Regions from separate parts of the Homo sapiens genome. Here region 2 is linked to region 1. Evidence: chromatin loops called from intact Hi-C (ENCODE). Cell type or tissue: PC-9. All regions are shown on one strand. Links, peaks and the distances in the headings refer to the core of each region. The heading gives the core; the rest is flanking DNA. Region 1 overlaps CMSS1 (cms1 ribosomal small subunit homolog). Region 2 holds the start of TBC1D23 (TBC1 domain family member 23).

Region 1 (5,265 bases), core at 266-5,265:
ACGCCATTCTCCTGTCTCAGCCTCCTGAGTAGCTGGGACTACAGGCGCCTGCCACCACGCCCGGCTAATTTTTTGTATTTTTAGTGGAGACGGGGTTTCACTGTATTAGCCAGAATGGTCTCGATCTCCTGACCTCGTGATCCGCCTGTCTCGGCCTCCCAAAGTGCTGGGATTACAGGCTTGAGCCACCTCGCCCAGCCGGCATCTAGACATTTTTTAATAGGCATTTAGTAACAGTAACAAATATTATTGTTCATTTTATAGAATTTGAAGTCTTCTCAATCTAAGACTAGATTTTGGTTTTTTAAGGTATGAGGTTTTATGGATCTTTTTACTATCATGTAGGTATCTAAGAATTACATCATTTGTTTGACAAAAGCAGATAGCTAATTCCTTTAAAGTTAGCTATTTTAAAGTAATCTTCAATTGCTTTAATCTCAAATCATTTATACTCTACAGATAATTTATTTTTCTGTGATGAGCAGAAATAGTTTCATGCTGATTGAGAATGATTTTTGTTTGCCAGCATCCCTTTATCAAATATAGAGATACTTAAAAATATCTTTAGGTTTTACTTCCCTCCACCCCAACCCAAGACGTTTTGAAGGTAAAAAATCTGGCTCCCCCTTTGCCAAATCCACAAATATTTCTGTGAGTTGCTCTACAGTTTTCTTCTTTTTGAAGCTGGGTGTCAAGATATTCAGTATTCATTTATTAAGGACCTGCTATGTTAAGTGAGATACATTTTGGAGGAGGAAGGCCAGTTAACATAGAACCAGCATATAATAGCTTCAGTAAATTTTCTTTCCTCTCTGCTATGATACTCAAAGTTTTTTTGTGATATTGCAGAAAGTAAGACAAATCTCCTGCTTTAAGACAATTACAGCTAGGAGTTGGTTGGAGAGGTATTAATAGAAAAGGAGATAGGATGGTTAAAAACTAAGTAGATTGCATAAGATACATAAATAAAATACTCTTTCAGTGCTAAGGGAGAAGATCTGTATCTGAAAAGGTGTAAGAGAAGGTGGCACTTAGGAGTTCAGGTGAAGATCTGCCCCATTTGTTCATCTGTTGTGGGTGCCTAACAGGAGCTAGTCTGGTGCCAGGTCTGGCCAGAGGTGGATTCACTGGCCCCATTAGCTTTGTGTGCTGGTGTGCTATTTTCTTGTTTCCACTTTTAGTTGTCACCTTTTTGTTTTGGGTTGGTTTTTTGATACTTCTAAAGTCTGTGTTGCTTATTATTTCTTTTGCTCATGGAAGAAATGTAGGATAATGCTGAATTTACTCTGAATTTAGATCTTAGGGCAATTTGCTTTCTTACAGCAAGGAGGAAAGTGAATACTTTAATTTTTTAAATGTAGGAAGTTTACTATCTTGCAGAAAGACTGTTTCAAGATATTTCCTCATAAAAACGATATTATTAATTATGGAGTTGATTCCCAGACTAGCACAAGGAAGCTTACTCAACCCATAATAAAGCTGAAAACTCCATTTAGGTAACTGTGATAGTATGGTGATTTTGTAGCACAATAATAGCATAATTCACAAGGTTTATATGTACTCCTATTATTACAGTACGGAGTAGAGAACAATATTCTTGCAAACGTATAGAGTTCAAGCTATATTTAGGTCAGCTAGCTTTTTGTGGACTAGCTGGGACCCTATGTGTTACACGAAACATGATATTTAATTAACAAATGTGTTCCAGGTTCCCACTTTGGATTCCAGGTGAATACCTCCCTGTCACATCCATGGCAGCCTCAGGCCAACTAACCTGAAGAAAAGTAGCTCTGGAAATACTCTTGCCCTCCAGGTGCCATCCTTCGAACAGGGTGTAGGCTGGCTTTTTATATAGAGAGAATGTTCACAACTCAGGTGTTCATAACCCAGAGAATGCTTATATATATATAGTGGCCAGGATGGTTAAACTTAACTATATTTTATTCTTAGCTGTCTCAGGTTCAAGCATGATAGCATGTTCTTTTAGGCAACTTGCAGTCACCCATGTTCACTGCTGGAAAAGCTGAAAACATCCCTCTTTAAAGAATGAATCATAATCCAACTAGCTTTGCAGTTGGTCTCATATATTTAGTGAGCTTTCAGTCAGCAGGACTTTTTTTTTTTTTTTTTTACTATGTATCCCATAACATATGAATGGTAATATTTGTGGCTTATTCAAGGTACTGTATTTCCTTCCGCTCATGGGCAAGAGCTTATTTTTTGGCTGATCTCCTTTTGCAGAAGAGGCCAAGTTCCTGGTGGTGTTTGCTAGATATAGTTTAGGGAACTTAGTTCACAATAGCATAACTATGAACCCATGGTAATTTTTTTTAACCTATAGATTGGTTTTCGTATACCAAAAGGGGATAATCAGTGCAGATCGAAATAAACATTCATTTCTTATCACTGTACATGTAATACCACACTTCCACATGTTGTCTTCCTTAATCTCCTTCATCTTTGATGGAAAACCTCTTCCTTTTAACTACTCTCCATCAAGTTTTCTGTTGACTCAGGACAATACCCTAGCAGCCTTCACCCATAGAATAGGTGCCTCCTTAAAAGACTGGTTAAATGTTGGCTAAACTCTAGCAGTGATTGCTAGAAAAGAAAACAATGTTGATGTTTGGTCAGGGCTGGACAAAGGAACCCATCATCTATGTTTGGTCAAGCTCTAAGCTGTAAAGATAGTCTTTTTGTAGAGGAGACATGTGGCTCACTGGAGGAGGGAACCATTTGCTTCTGCAGGGAACTGCCACGGTTCCATATTATAAAGCATGAGTCATGGATGTCTTTGTGATTACACATCCTTCTTCACATATGTGGAATAAACTTTTAGAAAAAAAAAAGGAAGTTAAGGGAAAACAGAAGTGTGAATAACTGCTAATGGTGCTCTCACTGGCTCCATTCCGTCTGCTATTTCATGATACATAAAGGGAGTAGGTCAGAGATTCCTTTCCTGGCAAATAAGTGGCAACATATGTTTGAAACAGTGAATGGAAACTATAGGAGGAAAATGACAGGCATATGCAAAAGGAAGGCAAGGGAAAATTTGTTGCCCTAATGTTAGCCACATAATTGGTATGCTTTTCTAGAGAGAGGCTGTTTCATTTTAAACAGTCTGCATGCCCCATTAGTACAGCATTTCTGTGTGTGAAGTGTATATATTTTCTAGGCTTTGGGGATTTTGGTTTTTTTCATGAATGGTAGTCACCTTAAGCTACTGAGGCTTCATACAGAGTCCTTTGAGAGAAAGGTTCCCAAAAGAGAACGTAGTCAGGAAATAGGACCCTTTATTAAAGTAGTAAGAACAAAAAGAGAGGAAGTAGTTAACAACAACTATTTTGATGGGCTAAGAACAAAGGAACAGGCACCAAATTACTATCTTCTGGAGTGCTCTTCATTTAAATTATAATTCTACAATGATAGTGTTGATTCATTTGTTGCCATAGCAACCGAACCTTTGTTCAGTAGAGTTTTGAGATTCTATAAGGTTCCAGAGGACTAGGGTTTAACGGTTTTTGTTCCACAATATATTCATAAGCAATGTTGCCTACTAATAAATTGAAAGCACAGTGATTTTCTTTGAAAAAATAATTTTCATAACAAATCAGTGTATACAACGGGTGCTGAAGTCCATTTCCACTCACCTGTCATACATGGCTAATAAATAGAAAATGTATTTTCAGTCGCAAAATTTAATTATGGCCAATTGGAGAAAAGTGCTAGAGAGAATGATTTGTTTCTCAGAACAAATTTTTTTTTCTTTCTTTGCATAGAAATGATTGTGATTAAGAATATTGTCAACTTTTGGCCAAGCATGGTGGCTCACGCCTGTAATCCCAGCATTTTGGGAGGCAGAGGTGGGCAGATCACTTGAGGCCAGAAGTTCGAGACCAGCCTAGCCAACATAGTGAAACCCAATCTCTACTAAAAATACAAAAATTAACCGGGTGTTGTGGTGCACACCTGTAATCCCAGCTACTTGGGAGACTGGGGCAGGAGAATCGCTCGAACCCAGGAGGCCTCCGCGGGAGGAGGTTGCAGGGAGCCGAGATTGCACCATTGCACTCCAGCCTGGGGGACAAGAGCTAGACTTTGTCTCAAAAAAAAAAAAAGTTGGCTTACTTGTTCTATACCTTTGACAGTAAATACAGCTCAAAACAAAGCTAAGAAAAACAAGTGAAAGTTTGCCATTATATACCTCAACTAATTTGTGTTCATTTGCCTGACACCAAATTTTGAATTTTCTTTACTAGTTATTTTTTTAGATCTTGAGTAGTCTATATTCTCTAAGGCTTAATATTATTGCCAAGACAATGGGATGCCTTATGATGGAGTGCTGGGGTATCGTGTATTTGAGGAGAAATCCAGAATACTGAAAGTAGAAAACCAAAATTGTGTTTTTGAGATTTGGGAAGCAATGAGGTTCTGAGCTGGTTAGTTTATTATATTTTTTGTCATACCACTATCTCATATTTTACCTTGACCAGATGGGGATGTCCAGGATGGATGATGGTGATCATAGAGGGATTCTGTAAGAGAACTCCACTACAGAGAATCTCCTATAGTGTGTCAAAGCTTTCTGCTGAAATATATGTGGTAAAACAAATGACCACGAATATGTCCAGTGTTCATAGTTAAATGAAGTTTTCCATGTTTCTCGTCACCATGAATAATTGAGAACCAACTCTATTAAGAAAAGATATCCTACCTCCAATTCTGATTCCTCATACCAATGTTACATTTAATTTTCTCACATTGGTTTTTTTTTCTCCAGTTAGTCGTCAGAATGTATTTATTTTTAAATAGGCTTATCTAAGTTATTAGACTCTCAAGGAAACTTTCAAAAGCAGGCAGGCTTGGTTTAAATGTAGCTTATTTGAGGGTTTAGATATGATACAATATTTTTGTTGCATATTTTGACATTTTTGAAGGTTATTTGGAAAAAAAGTATATCTTTATATTGTAGGTAGCATTATTTTTAGAGCTGTATTGTAGGTGTATGGAATGAAAGATTGCAAACAAATTATACTATATGGAATTACACAATGACCAGGGCCTGTGTTTGTCTTGATTCATAAGCCCAACTTCATCTTTTCATTCCATTATAAATAGAAACCTGGAAAGATCAGCTAAATAAAAATTATGTTTTGTGGTGACAAATTTCCATCTGGAATTATGACATGCACCCACTCACACATTAAAAATATATGTGCAAGTCAAGCGCGTTGGCTCATGCCTGTTATCCCAGCACTTTGGGAG
Region 2 (5,496 bases), core at 166-5,165, 370 kb after region 1:
AAGCAGAGGTCCATTATTAGAATTTAACAAATTCTACTTGAGGGAGTGAGGCCCTGTCTCAGAAAAATAAAAATAAAATAATAATAAAGAAAAATGGTTTGGCCAACATGGCAAAACCCCGTCTCTACTAAAAATACAAAAATCAGCCGGCCGTGGTGGCACACGCCTGTGGTCCTGGCTACTTGGGAGGCTGAGACGGGAGAATCACTTGAACTTAGGAAGCAGAGGTTGCAGTGAACTGAGATCATGCCACTGTACTCCAGCCTGGGTGAGAGTGAGATTCTGTCTCAAAAAAAAAAAAAAAAAAAAAAAATCCGCTAGAAGACACTATCGCTAAACAATTTTGGTTGAAATCTTGTCCCCAATGGGTTATACATCACTAAGATATTGACCCTATCTAGAACTGGCTCCCTAATTTGTGAGGCCTAGTGCAAAATTAAAACCAGTGGCTCCTTGTTCCCAAATTATTAAGAATTTCAAGATGGCAACACCAGAGCATGAAATCAAGCACAGAGTTCTTCTAAGCATGTGGTCTCATGCTATTGCATAGACTACATGCCCATGAAGCTGGCTCTGGCTCCATTAAAGAACATAGAAGTCAGAACTTTCCACTTTATTTTGACAGAATAAAGAACTGTTTAAAAATGTCAAGTGACATATTTTTAATGGGAAAATATTTTACCAGAGACTATAAAGCAGTTGCTGATTTAATTATACTCAAAATGAATCATAATTGAGGACTAGAATCTTCTTAACCAGTGAGCAACTGCTTCTCATGTCAATGACTGAATAGGTTTTAAAACCATTTTCTGAAAAGTTTCTGAAAATCTACTGGCAACAATTGAAGGGACCCAGGGGAGGTCCTGAATATTAGAATGGTAATGTGACCTAGATTCACGTCTTTTATTCTTTTTGATAGAGGGCATCTACAGTCTCATTCTATGTTAAAAGAAATGTTCCCTAACAGAGAACTGAACATTACAGAGATCCGGGCCTTGGAAGTGGGTGCAGTACCATGCAGATCTGTATTATTTCCCTTTAGGGAAGAGAGTGAACATGTTTTTGGTTGTAAATGAGATAGCTGTACTGTTTTGTATCTATTTAAAACAAATAGTTTTTGAAACTATGAAACATTTTAGATACCTAAGTATAGACTCTATAAAGAACACTGGCCACCTATGTGGCCACCTTGGGGCCCTTAATAAATATTTAAAAATTCATGGAAACTCCTCCCTTTCCCTGAATGTAACTGCCATTCCGAGTTTTCTATATATCATTCTCCTGCATTTTAAACTCATATGGATCTATTTTAAATATATTGTCTTTTAAACACCAACTATAAATGATACCATACTTTACCTATCCGTCTGCAATCTGTTTTGCTCATTTAACAGCGTATTTTTCAGATGTATCCATATTGTTACATGCAGTTCTACTTCATCACTGTTGTTTTCAGGGCTTGCAAAAGCGTTTCTTTAGGTCCATCCTCCTGAGCGTGTGCTCACCCCAAGGCCCCGGCGGTGGCCAAGTGTCCGCCCATGCGGTGTAAAGGGGAAGTGGAACGCGTAGAGAAGGATTTTGGCAGCTCTGCTTGCCTGGAATTCCAGTCCTAGAATTCTAAATTCGGACTTGATCTTCCAGACTGTTAGGAAGATATATTTAAGGTAGGAGGCTAGAACGTATCTCCTTTAGTATATAGCTTCATTTACAACTTTTAAATATTCAGTCAAAAAGTATGTGGGCCTTCATTTACACTTTTGACGGGGCCTCACAAATAGGGGTGGTCTGCCCCTTTCCTTACGTCCCACTCTTTCTTCAAATTAAATTGCTACAGCAGGAAATTACTGAACTGTGGCTCTTCTCCTACGTCCGCCTTCCCTATGTCAATTCCCATTTCCCTTGCTTTCTCCAATAGTTAGGACTGTAAATTCTAACTTTGTTAATTTCGACGCCAAGCTGGAATGAAGACGCTAAGTGGACGCTAAAAAGACACGCTGTTTGTCACACAAGGCCTCCAACTGGGACGGCGTCCACCGCGCCCCGCCCCGCCCGCGGCACCGTGGCATCTTGGGACATGTAGTCTTTGGAGGGGCAGCTGCCTCCACCAAGTCTCCTCCCCCAAGACGCTGCCTTTCGGCCTCGGGACGCCGTGACGTTGCGTTCCTCCAGTCCCTTGCCACCTCCCTCTTTCTTCCCCTCTGGGGAAGCTCAGTGCTGGACTTCCGAAGACCTTTTACGACATTGAGTCTCGGAGTTGGTCTCAGCGCCGGATCCACTTTTCGGCAAAGTGACGTGGACGTCAACAGCAATGGCGGAAGGAGAAGATGTGCCGCCGCTGCCAACGTCGAGCGGCGACGGCTGGTGAGTGAAAGCCGGGGCTAATTTCCAATGCCCCTTTATTCTTCCTTCTCACCATCTTGCCGGTCCCCGAGGAGCCGTCTGGCGTCGGCATGGAACGGAGAGGCCGGTCCTAGGCGAAGTCCGGTGCCCTGCCCTACCCCTCTGCCAGCTGGGTGCCCCCTGCCTGCCTGGTTCTGCCCAAGGGACTGGGGCGGGACTCCCAAGGAGAGGGGTGTCATCCAGGTGCTGGGCCTCAGAACGGTCCTCCTGTGTCGTCTGTCAGTCTCCAAAGTGTGCTGGAGTGGGTGGCTTCAGGGCTGGGTTTGGCCGGAGTCCTGGCTGTGGGAGTTGGAGTAGGCTGAAGAAGGAAGTTTGTTGGATGCAGATCTGAGTCACTAAAATACAATGTGAAGAAAAGACGTTTTGAAATGACCACTGCGACCTTCGCCTGAGGGTTCAGAGGTTGACCCGAGGAGAATCCCTCCCACTTAGTTGGTATACTTTTTTTTATTCTGGCTGTTATCTCGTTTTGCATTCCAACAGTTTTCATCGTTCGTCTCCTTCACGCAAGTCATCTTTTCCCCTACTACCACATTTCTCACAGCTCGATTTCTGAGCTTTGGATGCAGTGTGGGACTTTGCTCTTACTGCACCCAAGCTGTTGCATGCTTACCTGATTTATACTCGGGATTGTGGGGGAAGACCGCCAATAATTTTTTGGTAAACTGCTCACCCAGTGTTAATCTTTGGGAAAGGCTTCTACTTTTGAAATAGTTGATCTCACGATACACTGTTAGGTTGTACAACATCATTTTTTAAAAAGGGACCTTTAGAGGCTTGTCTAAATTTTACAGTTGATCTAAGTGTATTGACCACATGTATTAGTTTTGGATTTGCTTGTTCGTTATATTGTATGTGTACAGCTCATGGGCACTTTAAAAATAATACAGGACATTGATAGACATCGACTTTAATCCCAGAGGAAAAAAATGGAAATCGTTGAAAGGGATAGATAATTAGTAATTAAGAAATTCAGCTCTCCATTAGCAGACATCAAACATTACCGTAGCGCTGGGCTCTCCAAGGTGTCAGAGGAAAACTTCATGGTGATCTAGATATAGTTTTTTTTTCTTCAACTTGCTTATGTTGGAGTTGGGAAGGTGTAACAAGGTAAAATTAATCTTATTCTTTGTGAGTGTGATTCAAAGTGTTACGAGAGGTTGGCGGTGGGGGCTGGGGCAGTTGGAGTCACTGGGGGAAAGCTTCATGAAAGCAGCAGTGTTTCAACTAGGCTTTGAAGAATAAGTAGGATTTAAGCCCCAGGGCTGTCTAATAGAAGCCACATATTGTAATTTAAAATTATGTAGTAGCAGCATTTAAAACTGAAAAGAAGGCTGGGCGCGGTGGCTCACGCCTGTAATCCCAGCACTTTGGGAGGCCGAGGCGGGCGGATCACTTGAAGTCAGGAGTTCCAGACCAGCCTGACCAACATGGTGAAACCCCGTCTCTACTAAGAATATAAAAATTAGCCGGGCGTGGTGGCGCGTGCCTGTAATCTCAGCTGCTTGGGAGGCTGAGGCAGGAGAATCGCTTGAACCCGGGAGGCAGAGGTTGCAGTGAGCCGAGATCGAGCCACTACTGTCCAGCCCGGCGGCAGTGTGAGGCTCGGTCTCAAAAAAAAAAAAAAAAAAAAAACACTAAAAAGAAACAGGTGAAATCAGTTTTAATAATCTATTTAACATATTTCAACATGTAATCATTGTTTAAAAAATTAGATAATTGTACATCTTTTTTGTGCCAAGTCTTCAAAATCCAATGTGCATTTTACAGCTACCTTATATTTCAATTTGGTCTAGCCACATTTCAGATATTAAATATCCACACATGGCTTGGAGCTAACATATTAGTGCAGAATCAGATTAAGAGATGGGAAAGGCCTCTGAATGGAGTAACTTTCATGCGCGTCCGTGTGAAGAGACCACCAAACAGACTTTGTGTGAGCAATAAAGCTTTTAATCACCTGGGTGCAGGCGGGCTGAGTCCGAAAAGAGAGTCAGCGAAGGGAGATAAGGGCGGGGCCGTTTTATAGGATTTGGGTAGATAAAGGAAAATTACAGTCGAAGGGGAGTTGTTCTCTGGCGGGCAGAGTGGGTGTCCCAAGGTGCTCAGTGGGGGAGCTTTTTGAGCCAGGATGAGCCAGGAAAAGGACTTTCACAAGGTAATGTCATCAGTTAAGGCAAGGACCGGCCATTTACACTTCTTTTCTGGTAGAATGTCATCAGTTAAGGCGGGGCAGGGCATATTCACTTCTTTTGTGATTCTTCAGTTACTTCAGGCCATCTGGGCGTATACGTGCAAGTCACAGGGGATGCGATGGCTTGGCTTGGGCTCAGAGGCCTGACAGTAACAGCATAAGCAAGGGCATAGACAAGACAACTAATTTGTTTTGAGAGTAAGAATGAGAACTACCTGGTTGGAGAGAAGTTGCAGAAAAATACGTCTTTTTGCTTCTGGTATCCTGCAAGAATGGCAAGAGAAAAAAGAAAAATAGATCTGGAAAAATAGTAAAAAAGTTTTTAACTAATTAAATGCACCTTTTAAGAATCAGTGACAGACATTACAACACTTTTCAGAAAGTGACCTAGCTGGTTATAGCCTGAAGTTTGCTGTTTTGGAACGGTGAATTGTGTCATAAACTGGCGGTAACCAGCTCATAGAGTGCCATGAGGGGAAATGTTTCCACAGTTAAGGTGCCTCTGGGGAGTTCTTAGGTTAGAGGGATTGTGAGAATCTCTGGTTCACATGGGCAGAGGACATGGAGTGAATGTTTACTAGAGACAGCATTTTTTCTCTTGTAGGATTGATGTATCTTTGGTGTGTCTTTGTATTTTTGCTGGTTTCATTTTCATGAATGGAGGAACCCTAACATGGTCGGTGATTTCTGTTTTCCCTCCATCCTCTTCTAATCTTTCTCCTTTTTATCCTGGCACTCTCATCAGCCCCCCAGAAGAGGATTTGAATAGGAAGACTTTGGGATTGGGAGCCAGAGGTTCAGTAAAGGCTCTGTTCTTAGAGTGCTTGGTGAATGGGTTATAGAATGGGGATGCTTTACTCTTGTTTTGTTTTGTTTTGTTGAAGAAACGAGGTCTCGCCATG

The links. Hi-C counts contacts between places; a loop is a spot of excess contacts. Peaks named below come from ENCODE experiments on the same cell type or tissue, not always from the same donor. Only the 100,000 strongest peaks of a DNase experiment are listed, where the experiment ranks them.
Region 2: it touches region 1 in a loop (4-fold over the local background); 2 of 110 quality-filtered maps call a loop at or near these places.

Annotation. Positions count from the first base shown.
Region 1 is chr3:99,893,265-99,898,529 of GRCh38, forward strand. All of the region lies in intron 1 of CMSS1 (cms1 ribosomal small subunit homolog), which reads left to right. The region is part of intron 4 of FILIP1L (filamin A interacting protein 1 like); the gene reads right to left. The region is part of intron 1 of LOC105374010 (a long non-coding RNA gene); the gene reads left to right. Among named protein-coding and RNA genes, the nearest start is that of MIR3921, 69 kb to the right of the region's middle. In PC-9, for the core only: no CTCF peak of the experiment used is centred there; a DNase peak (open chromatin) is centred at 2,787; H3K27ac peaks cover 1,264 bases.
Region 2 is chr3:100,258,711-100,264,206 of GRCh38, forward strand. TBC1D23 (TBC1 domain family member 23) reads left to right here and starts at 2,282. Exons shown (of 19, transcript NM_001199198.3): 1 at 2,282-2,361. The coding sequence starts at 2,309. RefSeq lists enhancers at 1,686-2,354, 2,090-2,579, 2,355-3,023, 4,361-5,029. In PC-9, for the core only: no CTCF peak of the experiment used is centred there; DNase peaks (open chromatin) are centred at 1,563, 2,181 and 2,741; H3K4me3 peaks cover 3,366 bases; H3K27ac peaks cover 2,312 bases.